Linked DNA regions of Homo sapiens: region 2 is linked to region 1. The links are chromatin loops, found by intact Hi-C in ENCODE. Cell type or tissue: Caco-2. All regions are shown on one strand. Links, peaks and the distances in the headings refer to the core of each region. The heading gives the core; the rest is flanking DNA.

Region 1 (2,907 bases), core at 115-2,614:
GAATGGTTTGTTTGTCCATTCCCCCTGTGTTTCCAAAAGATGGTTTATTTGCATGCGACCCATTGCATCACAGTACATCAAGCCGGGTACACTTACAAAGTTAAACCTCACTCATCCGTACTGATTTCACAACTTTGTAGTTATCAATACAAAGTCTGTTATCCCATTATGCAGTCCTCATCCAACAGATATTTGTTGAGCATCTGTGCATGCCGGGGCTGGAATGCATTCTGGTAATAGCATAGGGTAGTCATTTGCCACAGGCCAAATGCTTTCCTGCGTGTTGTATCAATAGTTTCTACTTTTCAATGCTGGGGTGAAGGTTAACAGTGATCACGTGTTCCTTTTACACACAAGGAAGCTGAGCTGCTTTGGAAAGCCATGCCCAAGATCATGCGTAAGTGGAAATGGAGTGGGATTTGAACCCAGGATGTGTGATGGCATGCCAAGTTTCTTTTATTCTGTAACTGTGGCTTCAACTGTACCCGCTGAATTGCTTACAGCCAGTTTGCTCCTCTAGAAAATGAGTGGACTGGACTCATATCCTTTTTATCCTCTCTGCCTTGAAGAGTTTATGATCCTCCCTGAACAAGAAGTAACTTTGCCCAGTGACTGCATCTCTCAGCCTGTTGCTGCACTTGAAGTTTGTTCTCAGCAGCATTTTCTTAGCCATTATTTGAAGACAGTTTCGGAATTCAAAAGTAGCAAATTAGAATTCCTCTAAAAACAGTCGGTAGTTCAGACCTTCCCTCATTTTGCTAATTTTTGACAGGGTCTTTGGGTCAGGACCAGGACTGGGAAACCCATGGGACTCTAGGGATGACTTTAGGGATAAGGGGATTGGGGAGATTGGCTGCCAGGCAGCCCAAAGGGGAAGGAGCAGGAACTTCCTTGGATGTCATCAAAGCCCCATGAAGAAACTCTGGGGCTGAGTGGTGCTGAGTGCGCTGATTCGGGTGCCTGATGCTATACAGTTCGCAGAATTCTGCCTTGTGCCAGAATTGCTGGGGATCAGAGGAGGCTGCTATTTCAGGCATCTAAGTGCTACTGCTGCTGAATTCAGGCCTGAGCAGCTTGTCCGAGAGGGCGGGGCAGAGATGCTCCTCCAAGCTTTTGAAGCTCCACGAAGGGTTCAAAGGAGTCTTGGAGAAGGGATTCCTGTACTGGGCGGGAAGTGGAAAGGTGACCTTTGGGTCACTTCTAACTCCTGAGTCTGTGATTCTGAGGCAAATGGAACTTCCTCTCTCCCTCGGTTACCAACATGCACTCCAAGATCTGGCTGAGTTCATTGGAATCAAAGGCTGGTACCTTCAAAGGGCTGGTGGAGAGAAAAGGGCCTGGGGCTTGGGAAACCTGCAGCTACTCCGTGACCTCTGGCTTATCCCCTTGCCCCTCCTCTGTTGTGGCCAAGAAAAGTGGTGGGGCTCTGGGACCCAACAGACCAGAGTCCACCTCCCATCAGAGTGGCAGAAAGAGATGGTGGGGGATGGGGAGGCACCGTAGTACAGGGGTGTCAGAGAGCCCAAAGGTCATTCTAAACACACATTTTTTCATCTGTGCTCTGCAACCAACTCTGCGTGTTTGTCAGACAAAAGAGCTTTAATAAATATTAGTTTAATGAATAAATGTGTCACCTTGGCAGAGCTCTCCCTCTCCCTCAGTCTTCTTTTTTCATCAGCCAGTCTTAAAGAGAGCAGGGTGGAAGATGTCTGAAGCCCTGTCCTGAAAGCTGATGCCCTCAGAAGTTCCCTGCACTGGGGCCCCTGGCCTTTCTGAAATGTAGGCAAGCCCTTCATCCCATTATCAAGCCATGTTATTTACCCTCCCTGTTTTCCAGACAGAAAGAAGGTGCAGATGGCCCATGGGATTAAAATTGGGATTGGAACCAAGATTTTCCAAGCCTACAAAACTCCTTTCTCCTCTCCCCCTCCCCTCCCCAGGCGTATGGCTGCAGCTACGCTTGTCACCATCCGAGACTGCATTGGCCACAGGAGATGTGGATGATTTTTCCATTTGTCCTGATGTTTATTTCATGCCCATCAATATCAGCCCGTATTAGGACAGATGAGGTGGCTATTTACAGGCTGTGCATTTTCACACTTGGTAATTATAAACCCTTCCCTGGTTCGGTCAGAGTCGTGGAGATCCATTTTGGCAATTAGCAGTTTAGTATTTGTTTAATGGGAATGTGAGAGAGTGTTCCGGCACATCAGTGCTCCCCTAAATGATTTGCCTCTCTCCTCTGGAGCTGGCAGGCTTGGGCCTTTTTCATGGTAGGTGAGGCCTGATGGGGAGAGGCTGGAGAGGGGGAGAAGGGAGCATTCAGCAGTTCAGCAGCCTGCCTGCCACTCCCCTCCCCCAGCACATGCACGCACGCACTCACAATCAGTGCTGAACACGGGCCTGGATTTCCAGAGCACAGCAGCCGCCACTTGAAGGAGCCTCACACGAGAGGCCGTTAGGCCAGATGCCATTTCCATGTGACAGCTGTCAAGCCTGCCGGATCCAACTGCTGCTCCTCAAACAGCTCTCTCTCTCAGTGTCTCTCTCCCCTTCCCTCATCGCCTCCTCTCTACACCCCATCTCAGATATCCCCAGTGACAGCCTGCTGCCCCACTCTCCAGGGTGGTGCTTGGGCCCACGGCTTTGCAAGCTCAGCCAGAATGGAGCTCCCACCCAGTCCTACCTCTCACCGGGAGACTCTGCCTTCCCTGGCTTAGTCTTGAGATAGGGCCTCCTGGGACTGCTCCCCCAAGGGCACACTGGTTCTGTTAGTGGCCTTCCCTTGGCATAGTCCATTCACAATAAGAAAACCCACAGCATTGGGTGTGGCTCCCGGCTTAACTGCATGGACCATGTATGGGTGTGTGCATGCAGGCGAGGGGATTGCCAGGATGGGGCAGTGAA
Region 2 (2,907 bases), core at 104-2,603, 73 kb before region 1:
GGTGCCTAGGAGGGGTCTCTCAGGTCGAAGAGCAAGTTAGGGGCTGAGCTGACACGTAAAACCCCATCTCCTCCCTGCCCCCTGAATGTGTTTGCTCTGCCCGTGTGAGACAGGCTTGTCAGGGGGTCAGCCTGAACCGTGTCACTCACTAGCTGTGTCCTTGGGCAAAGCTTTTCACCTCTCTGTACCTCAGTTCCTCCAGAGACAAAAGGGGATCATCATTGTCCCTACCTTAGGGGCTTTTGAGGACAGGGTGAGCACCCAGGGCAACGTGCCTGGGACAGTAAACCTCAGCAGATGCCACTTTGCTTTCTTCCTTACCAAAAACTGGGCAGATGCCTCTCTCCTCCTGAGTCCAGTGGTGTCTGTGTCAGATGCCCTAACGGATTCTCAGGAATTGCAGCTGACATCCGGTCATCATCTTTGGTTTGGGGTGGATGGGGGCAGAGCCAGGGAAGAAGACAAGAAACGGGAGAACCTAAGTGCTTGCTGACTTCTGCCCCATTCCCCTCACCCCAAACCCTTTTTTAGAAAGGACTCGAGAGGCCTTTTAGGGTCAAGATTACCAAGGCCTGAGTGACCCTGCAGAATTCCTGCACATGGCTAGGCATCCTTTGTCTGATAATGACAGCCACTGCTCACACAGCGTCTACAGTGCACCGTCAGCAGCCTTAGGAGGCAGATTCTATTATCTGCTCTAGTTTACAGGCAAGAACACAGCACGGGCCAGGCACAGTAGCTCACGCCTATAATCCCAGCACTTTGGGAGGCCGAGGCAGGTGGATCATGAGGTCAGGAGTTCGAGAGCAGCCTGACCAACATGGTGAAACCCCCGTCTGTACTAAAAATACAAAAATTAGTCGGGCGTGGCGGCGGGCACCTGTAATCCCAGCAACTCGGGAGGCTGAGGCAGAATTGCTTGAACCCGGGAGACAGATGTTGCAGTGAGCTGAGATCGTGCCACTGCACTCCAGACTGGGTGACAGAGCAAGACTCCGTCTCAAAAGAAAAAAAAAAAAGAACACAGCACGGAGAAGATGCCCAGAGCCCTTCACTGTGGGCCCATGAGATGACACAGATCTTTCCACTAGGCCATCCTGTTTTGTTGCTGGAGAACTTTGTCCCTGGAAGGGCAGAAATGATTATTCTGGTTGCCCAAGGCCTGGTGGCCCAGGTAGGAGAAGGAACCTTCCAAGGCACATCCAGAGGAAAGCCCGGGGTTGGCGGGGGGTGGGGAGGTGTCCGCTCTGTGGCTATAATTAAGCCTCTCTGCCTGCTCTTCCTTTTCAACCACCAGCTTTTCAGGGGTTTAGATAACATGGCTTTGTGCTGATGGCCCTTTCAGCACTCAAACAGGAGGACCCATCTCAGCTCCTGGCATTCACGGGGCATAGTTCCCCTTTTCTCCTCACAATGCTGAATTTTTAAAAAGTGGAGTGTTAGCATAGGAAGAGTAGCTGATATCTGGGCGTTTTTCATAGAAATTCCATGATGGATGTTTTCCCCAGGATGCACTGCCAGTGTCCCAAAGAGAGACTTATCAGTTAAACCTGCCTGGCTCCAGAGGAGTCGCCGCAGACTTCCTGGTAAATACCCCCGAGCCAGGAATGCGTTTGTGAAATTTTTAGGAGATGATCCCAGAAAAGCTTCCTTCGGTCACCAAGCCGCGTGTTTGTGTCTGGAGATGAAGTGTGTGAAGGAAGATGTTTGCTCCTGAAATGAGACATTTTGTACATACAAGCCTTTTATGTGACATTGAAGTCAGATGCTGAGCTGTCCGATGCTGGGGTTTGAAGGTGAAAGTTGACTTTACCTCCTGTAGTGACAAAGTTCTGTGTCAGCCTGAATTTCAATTTCCTGGGACTTTTGTCTGTCTACAGCTCAACATGGTATCCTCAGCACCTTTGGGGTCTTTTGTTGTGTTGTTTGTTTTTTTGGTGGTTAGGGGAGGGATGGGTTAGTGACAGGGCGGTGGGGGGGGGTGCATTTAATCATTTATTCTTTTTAGTAGGTTTAATTGTATAAAGATTATAATGCATACAAACGTCTGTAATTAGGGGAGTTGGTTCTATTAGACAATGTTTTAGTGAGGAAAATTACAGTGTTTATAAGCCGTTTAAGGAGGGGGCAGCATATATTAACATGCAACTAGTTTTTGTGAATTCATACCGAGTACTTACCAGTGTTCCCCGGAGGTGTCTCCCCGAATTCCAAAGTGTGCCCCGTTCTATGTGCTTCCTGGGCTTCCTTCAGCAGAACCAGGCCATTTTTCAGAATATGGAACGCTATTCTAGGGGCTTAGGAGAGCAAACCTTGTTCTGTGACGGAATGAGTTTCGTTGATTCACGAGACAAATGTTTAGGAATGCCCTGTCTCTGCCAGGCACTGTTCCGGGTATTGGGGATACAGAGGTGAGTAAGACGGCAAGCTCTTTGCTCTCATGAAGTTTGTAATCTAATGGGGAGTCAGACTGGAAATGAGAAGACAAATACACGAACACACTCCTTACTGATACCGATCGGTGCAGAGGAAATGGAAGAAAGTGTTAGGCTGCAGAGGGACTGGGGAGTGGGGTGGGGTGTGTGTGAGGGTGTCGATTTAGGCATAGCCTTCAGAGAGGCATCTCTGGGGCAAGTGATCATCCAAGGACAGGGAGAACGCACAGCCCATGCAGTTGCCAAGGCAAGAAGGAGCTTTGTGACTTCAGGGAACAGAAGGAAGGAGGGGGAGCTGGCGACAGTGAGCAAATGAGGGGAGATGAGGTTAGCGAGGTGGCAGGACCAGATCATGGGGCTCTGCCAGGGGATGGTCGGAAGGAAGAATTCGCAGTGCCCTAAGAAGCTAAAAGTGAAGGACCTACTGCAAGCAAAACAGTGGGATGTTCTGTCCCTGCACAGCTGGCCCCCT

The links. Hi-C counts contacts between places; a loop is a spot of excess contacts. Peaks named below come from ENCODE experiments on the same cell type or tissue, not always from the same donor. Only the 100,000 strongest peaks of a DNase experiment are listed, where the experiment ranks them.
Region 2: a loop joins it to region 1, with 2.2 times the contacts of the local background. A loop is called at or near these places in 4 of 110 quality-filtered maps.

The regions. Positions count from the first base shown.
Region 1 is chr17:57,516,400-57,519,306 of GRCh38, forward strand. The region is part of intron 6 of MSI2 (musashi RNA binding protein 2); the gene reads left to right. Among named protein-coding and RNA genes, the nearest start is that of MSI2-AS1, 91 kb to the right of the region's middle. In Caco-2, for the core only: no CTCF peak of the experiment used is centred there; DNase peaks (open chromatin) are centred at 1,192, 1,242 and 2,402.
Region 2 is chr17:57,443,579-57,446,485 of GRCh38, forward strand. The region is part of intron 6 of MSI2 (musashi RNA binding protein 2); the gene reads left to right. Among named protein-coding and RNA genes, the nearest start is that of MSI2-AS1, 160 kb to the right of the region's middle. RefSeq lists a silencer at 673-742. In Caco-2, for the core only: no CTCF peak of the experiment used is centred there; a DNase peak (open chromatin) is centred at 1,582.